3 separate regions of the Homo sapiens genome follow, and all the other regions are linked to region 3. The links are chromatin contacts, found by Hi-C or POLR2A ChIA-PET in ENCODE. All regions are on one chromosome and are shown on one strand. The core of a region is the stretch at or near the end of the contact, and the rest is flanking DNA. Distances in the headings are between cores, read along the strand shown.

Region 1 (4,057 bases), core at 686-3,185, 140 kb after region 3:
CCCTGGGGCGGGGGGCGTGCCTGTCACTGCCTGGGGAGGCATTTGCCTCTGTACCATCGCCTTTGCCGCTGCCCCGTGGCTGCCGTGTGCGCTTCTGAGCTGGAAGAGGCCGGGCATTGGTGGTCCCCAGGCTGGGCCCTGCAGGTGCTGGGCCTTCAGGCCCAGTGTGAGCCTGCTCTGCAAGAAGGGAGGGGACAGCTGGCTTCAGCCAGGCTCGGTGGACACCCTGGCCCTCTCGGGGCAGAGCCGCCAGTGTTTCTCAGGGATGTGACTGAGGCCCAGGAGGGACCTGTGAGGGTCTGTTTACAGAGGCTGGGCAGGGGCCGCTTGGCTGTGGGGTGTGCGCTGCCCCGGCACCTGCTTGCCCTCCGCGCTCATCTGGGGCCGCAGCATGCCTATGGTTCCGCTTCCGGCCGGGAGCCCTGAACACGGGTGTGCAGACTCACCCTAAAGGGCGGCCCAGGCCCCACGCTAGAAGGCTGGCGAGACCGAAGGCAGCATGTGAGGCCTCTCCTGGGAGTGGGGGTTGTGTTTCCCACAGTGGCCTCAGCTGCGCCCCCGCTCAGGTGAGCCCGAAGGCAGGAGCCGGGAGGCACTCCTCCCAAACACTCCACTCAGACCATAAAGCACTCCTGTTTCACTCTGCGTGTGTCTGTTCTTCTGCCTGTACCTCTGCTCCCGCTGCCCCGGGCCCAGGCTGCCGTGGGTTGGCAGGAGGCTGCCCAGCAGTGGTGTGAGGACGTCCCACCAAGTCTGGCCACACCCTGGGTACATTCCAGCCCACCTGTGCCAGGGCTCAGCAGCTGCACGCAGCACGCTTGGCGACCTCAGCCCCAGGAGGTGGAAGTCCACTCTGCAAGGCTCCCAGGCAGCCGCCTGCAGCCCTGCCCCCCGCCTTCAGGCTCCTGCCCCCTCCAGCTGTCAGCAGCGCCCAGCCTCCACCCCCACAGCTACTGTTGCCATGAGAACCCTGCAGGGCAGGCAGGAAGAGTGTGCCAGTGAAGGGGAGGAGGTGGCCAAGCTGGAGGCTCCTCTGCCTGGGAGCCTTGTGGCCCCAGGGTGTTGGGCAGTCACTGCAGTCCCTGAGCAGGTGCTGTGGCCCACAGCAAGCTTAGCCTGGCCCCTTAGCCCACAGCCCATGAGGTCAGGGCCGGGTTCAGGGGTTCGCCTGGTGTGGGGATGGGTCGACAGTACGTGAACTTGACAGGATCACACCATGGACGGCTATGTTGGGGTTTCAGTGGGCCCTGCTTTGAACAGTGCAGAATGGGGTAGGTCCTGCCCTTCAGAGCCAAGGGCATCAGCTCCCCACCCCTCTGCCAAGCTAGAACGTTCCCAGGCCCAATGCCTTGGGGAGGGGCTGGCAGAGTGGGACGAGGACATTACCAGGCAGGTATGGCAGGTCACGTGCAGGCCTTCCCAGGCTGGCAGGGACCGGATGCAGGAGTGGCCTCACCCAGAGAGGATGGCATCCTGGGGACACAAGAGGCTGCAGGGGCCATCTGGCCCCAGGTACCCGCCAAGATTTTGGCATTGGCAGCCTTGAAGCAGATAGGGCCTGGGGAGAGGCCAGTGGGGCACAGAGTAGCCCATCTGCTCCTGCCTCGCCCGACAGGAGATGCGAATTCCAAGATGCCCCTGACCAATCTCTGCAGCCCAGGCCAGGGTTCGGGCCCCTCCTCTCAGGCAAGTGTGTTGGGGTGACACTGGCGGGACTGGCAGGCTGCTCCGGGCCACAAGACTCCTGCTTAGACACTGAGGTCTGTGTCTTGGGGGTGCTGCAGGGACCCTGTGCTCTGCACAGCCCCAAATTGGAGCCAGTGCAGCTCATGATCCCCAGCTCCACGGTGCAGCCCCCACTGGGTGCGGCCCCTTTAAGTACAGCCCCTTCAGCTGCCATCAGGGGCAGCACTGAGCAGCCAGGCCAGGATCCGCGCTGCTGCCTGGAAGCTTCTGCCCGTGCCGGGGACGCAGCAGTGCCGGGGACACAGAGGAGCCGACCTGGGGGTGGCACAGCCCACCGGGGCACAGCCAGAGCAGCACCCAGGTAAGGGGCTAGGGGCCGAGTTGCTGAGTGTGTCACCGTCATGGGCGGGGGAAGCTGCCTTAGGGCAGCCGAAAGGATGGGGAGTCCCCGCCCCCAGGCAACACCGGCTGTATCCCTTGAAGGGCCGCTCCCAGCCAGGGCAAGGCAAGGCAAGGCAGGGCTGGGAGGTGGGGAAGGCCGCCAGCCATCTCCGTGGGCTCCAGAAGGCCTTGGGCCCGGGAGAGGGCCGACCCCACCCCCATCCCCACGGGAGGGGGTGTCACCGACAGCTGCAGCCAGCAAGGCCGACTGTCACCTCCCTGGGGTGGAGCCTCACACCCTGTCATCCGGCCGGATTCCGGCCTGGCCTTGAGCTTAGCATGAAAGAGGGAGCAGGAGGGTAGACAGTCCTGCCACGGGTGGGGTGGAGGGGGGAGATGGGGGGGTGGGCGGGGGAGGCTGGGATGGGCACAAGGCCTGGGACTCGTGGCCCTGACCCAGAAAAACAGCCCTGCCAGCAGGAAGCCCCTGCACACCTGGGACACAGAGGGGGGACCCGGCCAGACCCCGAGAGGCCCATCCACCTGAGGTTCTGCCCTGCAAGGGGCCTGGCCAGGTACCCGCTTTCCCCAGCTCACTCTGGGGTAGACCCCCCAGACCAGGTGTTGGGTGTGCAGAGGCCAGGCCTGTGGCCACTCTCTGACGCACCCCCCAGCTGGCTCTGGGATCACAGAGGGGTTGGCAGCCCACATCTGAACCCAGGCCAGCCTGCCGCGTGGGGGCCTAAGAAATGCAGGTTTCCATGGAACCTTCTGAGCGAAATGGGGAGGGCCCTCTCCTGCAAAGCAGTGGGGCTTCCCCCACCCTCCGCCCTGCCCACCCCCAGCGGGCAGCTTCCAGGCCTGGTGCGCAGCTCAGAGGAGGGGCTGCCACGAGCTCGCGGCTCGATGGCTTGGGACTGCCTTGCAAACCCTAGGGGGGTGTCCTGTGCGTTTACACAAAGCTGGGGCCTTGTTTCAACCACCCAAAGATACTTGGGGTCAGAAAAGGTGTCGGCAGAGGAAAGGGAGATTTAGGGCCCGGGTATGCTCTCTGGGGGCATTTTTCTGGCCTGGGGCTCGCGGGAAGTTGAGGGCACCTAGGCGTGGGTCCTTGCAGTGCTGGGGGCGGGGCTCTGTGCTCGGCCCGGCCAGCAGGTGGGGTGGTTGGTGTCACCCACTTGGTGCAGAGCCGGCTAAGGCTGAGGCCCAGGGACTCGCCTTCCACTGTGCGCGATCGGAGGGGTCGCTCTGCAGTGGGCGCTGTGACGGGGGCGCAGTCACTGACGTCTCCTGGGGCAACACCTATAAATAAGGCCCAAATGCGGCCCGTCCTTCCAACTGCGGACACCAGAGGGCGCAGCCCCAGGACCACGCCCCCACTCCCCTACCCCACCCGGAAAGGGGTCCACCCGAGCCGACCCCGCCGTCACTAGTCGGGGGAGGGGAGGCCCTGGAGCTTCACGCGGGAGCTCCCGCCGCGGGAACCACAACCACGGCTAAGCCTTTCTGGCCCGCCCGCCCCATCGCAGGGAGAGGACGGGGGGACGGGCAGGACGGGCGCCTGGACAGCTGGGTTCCTCCCGCAGGTGCTTCTGACCCCGGCATGGAGGAAGCGCCCGCGTTCTCGGCCCAGGCCCGCAGCCAGGGCTGCTCCGCCCGCTGCGCCCCAGGTAAGCCGGGCCAGCGTGGGGGAGTAGCGGGGCCTGGGCTGCGGAGGGGGCCGCCCTGACCCGCGTCTCCCCCCAGGGCAAAAGCCCCGCAAGGCAGTGTGAGCTGGAGCCGCCAGCCTGGGGACCTCTTTTAAGATGACCCGTACGGACCCTCCGGACCTGCTGGTGTCGACCGTGTACCAGGACATCAAGGTGGCGACCCCGGGACCCGCGTCCAAGTGCTCGCCATGTGAGCGATCCGTGGCCCGGCCTGCTGAGCCCGCGCCTTTCAACAAGCGCCACTGCCGCAGCTTCGACTTCCTGGAGGCGCTGGACGGGCC
Region 2 (4,292 bases), core at 1,510-4,009, 200 kb after region 3:
TCTACAAAAAGCAAAAAACTTACCAGGGGCCGGGCTCAGTGTCTCACACCTGTAATCCCAGCACTTTGCAGGGCCAAAGTGGGTGGATCACCTGAGGTAAGGAGTTCGAGACCAGCCTGGCGCACATGGTGAAACCCCATCTCTACCAGAAATACAAAAAATTAGCCGGGTGTGGTGGCGCACGCCTATAGTCCCAGCCACTTGGGAGGCTGAAGTGGGAGGATTGCTTGAGGCTGGGAGGCGGAGGTTGCAGTGAGCCAAGATCGCATGCCACTGCACTCCAACCTGGGTTACAAAGTGAGACCCCTCCTTTAAAAAAAAAAAAAGAATAAAGGGCCGCCAGAAGTTGTCCCTTAGCAGACTCCTGAAGTTTAGGGTTTGGAAACTTTGGCATCAAGGTGAGTCCAAAAATAAAAAGGAATCAGAGAGTCATCCTCTGCTCCTGGAGTGGCCTGGAAAGGCGATGTGACGCAGTATTGGTTGGTTTGGACGTGTGGTCTGTGTTCCTTGGTTGCTGCAGGGAGTCTGGGAGGAGGTTTAACCCGAGGGATATTCCTCTCCCCAGGCCTTCCCAGATAATGCTGCCCGCAGGGAGGTGGAGAGCCTGCCGGCCGTCTGTCCCAGTGATGGATGCACCTGGAAGGGGACCCTGAAAGAATACGAGGTAAAGATGCCTGCGTGTGGCATGGTGACAGAAGCTCCAGCAGTCGGGAGTCGTCCACGCTCCCCAAGCAGTTATGACCTTGTCCTGCACGTTCCTCTCACTGGGGCTGAAGCCTGTCTGATGTCTGTGGAGGAAGAGACGGAGCTGCTCCTTAGAGTATGTCCATTTAGAAACTCAAGTAGTGCAGAGCACAGACCTGCACCATGGAGCTTGGGCTGTGTGACCTCGGGCGAGGTATTTACCCTCTCTGTGCCTCAGGTTTCTTGTCTGTCGATGGGGGTGCAGGATCCCACCATCGTGGGGTGGCTGTGAGGGTTGGAGGTGCCTGTGTGAGCCCTGGGAATGCCATGGTTATCTGAGCAGTAGCATTTCCTGGGAATGAAGGGGAGATCGCTGTGCACCAGGACCTGCAGCTTTCAAGTTTGGTGGGGGTTTTTGTTGTGTCTCTTGTATCCACAAAGGATTGCTTATTTTGAATTGTGTTGACACTGGAAATTGCAGAAATAATGGACACACTTGTCCTGTGGTCACAGCAACATAGGCAGTGGCCCGCACTTCACTTGGCTGTGGTTTGTCCCTGTGTGCTGGGCGAGCCGTGCACGCCTTCCTGCACTGGGGATTTCAGTGTGATTCTCACGTCACCTTTTAGGCATTTGGAAACTTCACCTGTAGTGTAGAGGCCAGGAGGTGCCGAGAGAGCTCGTCGAGGCCACTACAGCTCGCCAAGTTATGCAGTCTTCCTTCTTGTAATGAATGCCCTTTAAGAGGTTTCTCTCTGGGATCCTTGTACAGGATTCCTGGAGTAACACTGTCCACAGAGCCCAAAGGTAGAGGCAGCCCAGTGTCTGCGGATGAATGGATAAACACGGGAAGTGTGATCTGTGCACACAGTGGGATATGATTCAGCCTTAAAAAGGAAGGCGATTCGGACACACACACCCCAGGGATGAACTCTGAGGACAGTGTGCTGAGTGACATGAGCCAGTTACCAAAGGACAGATCCTCTGTGATTCCACTTAGGGGCCACCCTTAGAGTCATCAGATCCATGGGTACAGGAAGTAGAATGGAGGAGACAGGGGTCATTGTTCAGTGAGTACCGAGTCATACATTGGAATGAGGCAGTACCTTGATGCCATCCAATCCAGCCCCAGGTTGGTGAGGCTGTGAGGGCTGTTTGCTCAGAATCCTGGCTTTCTGCACTTAGGGGAGCTTCCTGCCCGGGCCAGAGCTGGGATCTCCTGCTCAGCCGGACCCTGGGGTGTTACCGGCTGGGTTGGAATTGGACCTGCATTACTGTGTGTTTCTCCTCTCCTGCTCCCCGCCCTGTGAGCCTGGCCACGCCTCCCTCTTCTCCTCGCCCACTCCCCACCCTGTGAGCCTGGCCACACCTCCCACGATCTTTTGACAGACTCTGCTTTGTGGTCTTTGGGCTCCAAGTTTCGTTTTTTCAGAAGAACTGCCCCAGCTGTGTCTGGGGTGAACAAGATGTGCTTTCCTCCCTAGCACGGGGATTGCGTCCTGGACACGGAGCGGTAGCTCCAGGGCACTGCCCTAGAGTGAGACTCCTACCTCTGTGGGCAGAGATGCCAGACCGCCCTCAGCCACGACGTGCGATGCAAAGCTTTCTAGGCTCCTGTGTGGCTCTGCCGCACAAACGGCTGTGGCGCATGGCATTGTACCCCCCACTCCCTGCTCCTTGAAAGAGATGCAGCTTGGTCATTGCCCAGTGCTGTCTGCAAGGGAGATGGCTCCCTGGGGAGGTGGCCCAGGGTCAGGGTCTCCCTGGGAGGGTTGGGGTACCAGCTGGCTGCAGGGAGTAGGGGTGCTATGCGCCATGCCACCCTTTGAGAGGACTGAGGAGTGTCTGGGGGACAGGTGGGATAATAGTTTCCAGCTCTGCACTGGACCCTGAGTCCTCTGGGGTCTCTGCCACCTCCAGGCTCATGGGATGCCACATTGACAATTATGAGGGCCTCCGGCTGAGGGCCAAGGACTATAGCCAGCCCCTGGCCTGGGGCGCCACGCGGTCCTGCAGGCACGCAGGGTGGAAAGTCCCTGGCTGCACCTTTGAGAGCTCTGGAAAGTCCCTGAGAGGAGCCGGGTTTGGTCATGTGGGAGGGGCGGGCACTGCTCTGGAATAACTTGGCTGTGGCCTTTGATTTTGTTGATAAAACCTCTCACTGGCTGTAAATGTCACACATGGGGACGGAAATCAACCCGTCTATACAGTTGGGAGCCGCTCTGCCCCTCGGAGCCGCCTCTCTTTGCTCTCCGGGTGCTCGGAGTGTGCTGCTAGTTGGGGCCTTATTGTAAACACAGTACGGAGGCTAAGGCTGCCTTTCCTCCTTGATGGTCGGAACTTTATTGGAAAAGGGGAAAATCCTGCTTAGCTTTTGAATGTTTGTCCTTTGCAATGATGCCTTTCTAGGAACTGAATGATTTTATTTATTTATTTTTATTTTTTTGAGACGGTCTTGCTCTGTTGTCCAGGCTAGAGTGCAGTGGCGTGACCTCGGCTCACTGCAGCCTCCACCTCCCAGGTTCAAGTGATTCTTCTGCCTCAGCCTACAGGCGCCTGCCACCACATCCGGCTAATTTTTTATATTTCTAGTAGAGATGGGGTTTTACCACGTTGGCCAGGCTGGTCTTGAACTCCTTACCTCAAGTGATCCATCCACCTTGGCCTCCCAAAGTGCTGAGATTCCTGGCATAAGCCACTGCACCTGGCCAAATCGAATAATTTTAAAACTTTAGGTAAATGTTGATGGAGTGCTTGCTGAGTGCCAATAGCAGAACTGAATTCCCCAGTGGGCCCCTGAGCTACTCGTTCTGGCAGCTGGATGCGGGGGTGCGGGGAGACTTTCCAGAGAGGACATAGGCTGGCTGCACGAGCAGCGGAAAGGCCAGGAAAAGCCAAGTATGCTCGGCCTCATGGACATTCTAGTGACATTCAGAGGGATGACGACTGTATTTGCGTCAAATGTGTAGTTTGAATTCTGGCTGAATAAATATTGATTTTTTTTTTTTTAAACTGTGTCTGCTGTGGGTGGGGAGAAGACTGAGACAGATGGTGCTGGTGTAGATGTATCTGCTGCAGGACAACCCTGGTCCCACTGGAGATTTCAAGTACCGAGTGCCAAGAGAAAGGTTTTTTTTGTTTGTTTGTTTGTTGTTTTTTGCGATGGAGTCTCACTCTGTCACCCAGACTGGAGTGCAGTGGTGCGATCTCGGCTCACTGCAAGCTCCGCCTCCCGGGTTCACACCATTCTTCCTGCCTCAGCCTCCTGAGTAGCTGGGACTACAGGCGCCCCCACCACTCCCGGCTAATTTTTTTGTATTTTTAGTAGAGATGGGGTTTCACCATGTTAGCCAGGATGGTCTCGATCTCCTGACCTCGTGATCCGCCTGCCTCGGCCTCCCAAAGTGCTGGGATTACAGGCGTGAGCCACCGCGCCCAGCCAAGAAAGATTTTATTTTTGACATTTCGAGCATGCAGCGCATCTGAGCAGTGAGGCTGAGAGTAGAGGTGTGCCGCTGCCCCACAGGCCTACATGCTGCCCCGCAGCACCTGCCAGCCTTCGCCAGCCTACTTTCAGCCCTTCAACCCCCCACACACATTTTTTTCTT
Region 3 (4,328 bases), core at 647-3,146:
GGATGGCCAGGTCACAGCTGACTTTACTTATTTTTGCTTACCTGTATTTTTTTTTTTGAGATGGAGTCTCCCTGTGTTGCCCAGGCTGGAGTGCAATGGTGTGATCTCGGCTCACTGCAGCCTCCGCCTCTGGGTTCAAGCGATTCTCCTGCCTCAGCTTCCCGAGTAGCTGGAATTACAGATGCCCATCACCATGCCCAGCTAATTTTTGTATTTTTAGTAGAGACGGGGTTTCACCATGTTTGCCAGGCTATTCGCGAACTCCTGACCTCAAGTGATCCGCCCGCTTCAGCCTCCCAAAGTGCTGTGATTACAGGCGTGAGCCACCGCACCCAGCCCTTACCTATATTTTTTTATTGAAGTGAAATTCATGTAACATAAAATTATTCTAAAGTGTACAATTTGGCCGGGCACAGTGGCTCATGCCTGTAATCCTGACACCTTGAGAGGCTGAGGTGGGCAGATCACCTGAGATCAGGAGTTCGAGACCAGCCTGGCCAACATGGTAAAACACTGTCTCTACTAAAAATACAAAAATTAGCTGGGTGTGGTGGCGCATGCCTGTAATCCCAGCTACCTGGGAGGCCGAGGCGGGAGAATCACGTGAACCCAGGAGGCGGAAGTTGCAGTGAGCCAAGATGGTACCATTGCACTCCAGCCTGGGCAACAGAGTGAGACTCCATCTCAAAAAAAAAAAAAAGTGTATAATTTAGCACTTTCAGTTTTTTGCAACGCCTCCAATGTTTTGCAACCATCACCTCCAGAACATTTTCATCCCCCCAAAGGGAAACGCCTTCCCCATAGGCACTCGCTCCCCACTGCTCCCTCCCCCAGCCCATGGCAACCACTCATCTTCGTGTGTCTGTGGATTTGCCCGTTCTGGAAATTTCATAGAAGCGGAATCAGGACCATGTGGACCTTTGTGCCTGGATTCTTTCACTCAGCATGACAGCTTCACGACTCACCCACATAGCCTGGGCCAGAACTTCATTCCTCTGGCCGGGCACAGGGCCTCACGCCTGGAATCCCGGCACTTTGGGAGGCGAGATGGGGGAGGATCACTTGAGGCCAGGAGTTTGAGACCAGCCTGGACAGCATAGTGAGATCCCATCTCTACTAAAAATAAAACGTTAGCTGGGCGTGGTGGTACATGCCTGTAATCCCAGCTACTCGGGAGGCTGTGGCACGAGAATTGCTTGAACCCGGGAGATGGAGGTTGCAGTGAGCCGAGATCGCACCACTGCACTGCAGCCTGGAGGATACAGCAAGACTGTGTCTCCAAAAAAAAAAAAAAAATCAGCCAGGTGTGCTGGCAGGTGCCTGTAATCCCAGCTACTCGGGAGGCTGAGGCACGAGAATCGCTTGAACCTGGGAGGTGGAGGTTGCACTGGGCCAAGGTTGCCCCACTGCACTCCATCCTGGGAGACAGAGCGAGACTCCACCTCAAAAAAAAAAAAAAAAAGCTCATGCTGTCTACAGGGAAAGCCCCTACTGGAGACAGCTGCGCTTGAGTGAGTGGGACTACAGTGCCAACGCTAGGGCTTATTGTGTTGACTGTGGGGTCACCGCGGTTGCCACGTTCCGAGGACACGGTCACTTCCTCGACCGCCTGTCCTGCCTCAGATGAACCTGCATATTTTACAATGAACGTTCAAGACGTCGGTGATAAGGACATGAACAACAGCGACAAGGGCTGTTTTAGAGGAACCCGCCTGAGGTTCCCGGCCCCAGCCTCTCGAAGGACGCAGCTCTGTGCTCAGCCCTGCCTCCCTTGTCTCTCCACCCCCACCTTCCTGTGTGCTTCAGCCCACCTGGGACATCCGAATTTTCTCCAGGAGGAGCGGCAGGTACTAGGGTGATGACAGTTATGAACACGAGTCACAGCCCCGCTCGGTGGGATGGCCTCCTGTGTTCCCTGTGACTCGGACGCTGAACGTTGCTCACACGTTGACAGCATGGAGACGGTTTCACCGTCTGCTACTTTCGAGTTTATTGTGGTGTCTCTCTGCGTCACCCTCATTTTGAGCAGCTGTGGAGGATCCGGGGGCCCCAGCGCCCGCAGGATTCAGGTTTGTCTCCGCCGGCCAGGACATCCTCACAAAGCAGACGTTTCCTCCCCACGGGTCTGGAGGCTGGGGGTGGGGGCGCCCCGTGGTCCGGCTCTGGTGAGGGTCCTCTTCCTGGCAGATCCTGGGAACCCGCCTGAGGTTCCCAGCCCTGGCCTCTCTAAGGATCCAGCCCTTTTCCCCGTTCTCAGCCCTGCCTCCCTTCTCTAGTGCCTTCTTGCTGCGTCCTGACGCGAGGGTGGGATAAGGAATAAGGGGAGGGCACCTGTGCCCTTTCTACTAAGGCCCACCCTCATGACCTCATCCACCCCCAGGCACCTCCCATAGGCTACATCGTCAATACCCTCTCCTTGCAGGTTAGGGCTTCCAGGAAGGAATTTAGTGGGGACACGATTCAGTCCCCCCACTTACACCTTTGCAAATAGCAAGAGAGGGCTGGATATGGTGGCTCACGTCTGTAATCCCAGCACTTTCGGAGGCCAAGGCGGGTGGACCACCTGAGGTCAGGGGTTCGAGACCAGCCTGGCCAACATGGTGAAACTCCATCTCTACTAAAAATACAAAAAATTAGCCGGGCATGGTGGTGCGCGCCTGTAGTCCCAGCTACTCAGGAGGCTGAGGCAGGAGAATTGCTTGAACCTGGGAGGTGGAGGTTGCAGTGAGCCGAGATCGTGCCACTGCACTCCAGCCTGGGTGACAAAAGTGAAACTCTGTCTCGGATAAAAAAAAAAAAAATAGCAAGAGAGGTTCAATCACCTATACATGGAAGGAACACAGGGAGATTGACACACACACACACACACGCACGCGGGCACACACCCATGTGCACACACACACACAGAGCTAAATGACAAAAATGAAAATGGTACCACACTGCACGTGCTGCCCTGCACCTTGATTTTGATACTGCAGTGGGTTAAATGGTGCCCCCCAAAAGATAAGTCCCCCTGGAATGTGTAAATGTAACTTTCTGTGGAAATGGGGTCTTTACAGCTGTAATTAGGTTAAAGACCTCGAGTGAGATCAATTTTGCCTTTTTTTTTTTTTTTTTTTTTTTGAGATGGAGTCTCACTCTGTCACCCAGGCTGGAGTAAAATGGCGCGATCTCGGCTCTCTGCAACCTCCGTCTCCCCGGTTCCCGCGATTCTCCTGCCTCGGCCTCCCGAGTAGCTGGGATTATAGGCGCCCACCACCACACCCAGCTAATATTTGTATTTTTAGTAGAGATGGGTTTTCACCATGTTGGCCAGGCTGGTCTCAAACTCTTGACCTCAGGTGATCTGCCCGCCTCGGCCTCCCAAAGTGCTGGGATTACAGGTGTGAGCCACTGCACCTGTATAGTTCAAGATAGTTTTACAAGATGGAAAAGTTCTGGAGCCAGATGGCAGTGAGGGCTGTACAACAATGTGAACATACCTAATGTCACTGACTGTGTGCTTAAAAATGATTTAGAGGGCCGGGCGCGGTGGCTCACGCCTGTAACCCCAGCACTCTGGGAGGCCAAGGCGGGTGGATCACCTGAGGTCAGGAGTTCGAGACCAGCCTGGCCAACAAGGTGAAATCCCATCTCTACTAAAACTACAAAAAATTAGCTGGGCCTGGTGGCAGATGCCTGTAATCCCAGCTACTCGGGAGGCTGAGGCAGGAGAATTGCTTGAACCAGGGAGGCGGAGGTTGCGGTGAGCCGAGATCACACCACAGCACTCCAATCTGGGCGACAAGAGCGAGACTCTGTCTCAAAAGAAAGAAAGAGAGAAAGAAAAGATGTGTCTCTGCGAGCAGAAGGTCTTGCCGCTCTGACAGTCACAGATGTGTAGGTCTCCTGACCGCAGCTGCACTCCCACCGAGGGCAGAAACTAGGAAGTCCTTGGAGCTTTGGTTCCCTTGACAGATGGGGGTGGAGCCCCCAGTGTTATTAAGGAGGCATGGCCCAGCTGCTCCTGCACCTTTCCAGCCAACTCTAGATCTGTCCTGGGGGCACAGTGAAAGGTCTCTGAAGTCTGTGGCATGTCCTGCTGCTCTAAGGGGGGCTCTGGCCCATTTCAGGAGGTTTTGCTGACAGACAAACTCACAGGAAGCCACAGTTGAGACACGGGGTTTGCAGTCCTGGTGAAGGGAAAGTGACTGTCCTAGTCAGCTTTGACAAAACACCACAAGCCAGGTGGCTTACAAACAATGGAAATGCATTTCTCACAGTGATGGAGGCCAGAAAGTCCAATATCGAGGTGCAGGCAGATTCCGTGTCTGGTGAGCGCCCGCCTC

What was found. Hi-C counts contacts between places; a loop is a spot of excess contacts on that map. ChIA-PET counts read pairs that join two places held with the same protein, here RNA polymerase II (POLR2A). Pooled maps may share reads with other maps.
Region 1: a pooled map shows a loop between it and region 3 (2.9-fold over the local background). The contact joins the promoter of AJM1 here to the enhancer-like site in region 3. A Hi-C loop is called at or near these places in 4 of 50 pooled maps. POLR2A ChIA-PET finds 5 or more read pairs at or near these places in 3 of 52 experiments (Caco-2, H1 and WTC11).
Region 2: a loop to region 3 is called in a pooled map, with 5 times the contacts of the local background. The contact joins two enhancer-like sites. A Hi-C loop is called at or near these places in 3 of 50 pooled maps. POLR2A ChIA-PET finds 5 or more read pairs at or near these places in 2 of 52 experiments (HEK293 and activated CD4-positive, alpha-beta T cell).

Annotation. Positions count from the first base shown.
Region 1 is chr9:136,840,543-136,844,599 of GRCh38, forward strand. It overlaps AJM1 (apical junction component 1 homolog), which reads left to right and starts at 1,936. Exons shown (of 3, transcript NM_001080482.5): 1 at 1,936-2,047; 2 at 3,654-3,737; 3 at 3,814-4,057. The coding sequence starts at 3,873. It overlaps RABL6 (RAB, member RAS oncogene family like 6), which reads left to right. Exons shown (of 15, transcript NM_024718.5): 15 at 1-645. RefSeq lists silencers at 835-1,129, 2,076-2,405 and enhancers at 1,299-2,180, 1,626-1,765, 1,755-2,049, 2,181-3,061, 3,062-3,942.
Region 2 is chr9:136,899,857-136,904,148 of GRCh38, forward strand. TRAF2 (TNF receptor associated factor 2) reads left to right here. Exons shown (of 11, transcript NM_021138.4): 4 at 566-664. Among named protein-coding and RNA genes, the nearest start is that of MIR4479, 15 kb to the left of the region's middle. RefSeq lists enhancers at 1,927-2,246, 2,477-2,936. Within about 2 kb of position 2,760, at least 35 of the 41 ENCODE cell types and tissues checked have a DNase peak (open chromatin) inside an H3K27ac peak, as active enhancers do.
Region 3 is chr9:136,699,520-136,703,847 of GRCh38, forward strand. No RefSeq gene overlaps it. Among named protein-coding and RNA genes, the nearest start is that of DIPK1B, 11 kb to the right of the region's middle. RefSeq lists enhancers at 1,651-1,810, 1,851-1,900. Within about 2 kb of position 1,897, at least 3 of the 41 ENCODE cell types and tissues checked have a DNase peak (open chromatin) inside an H3K27ac peak, as active enhancers do.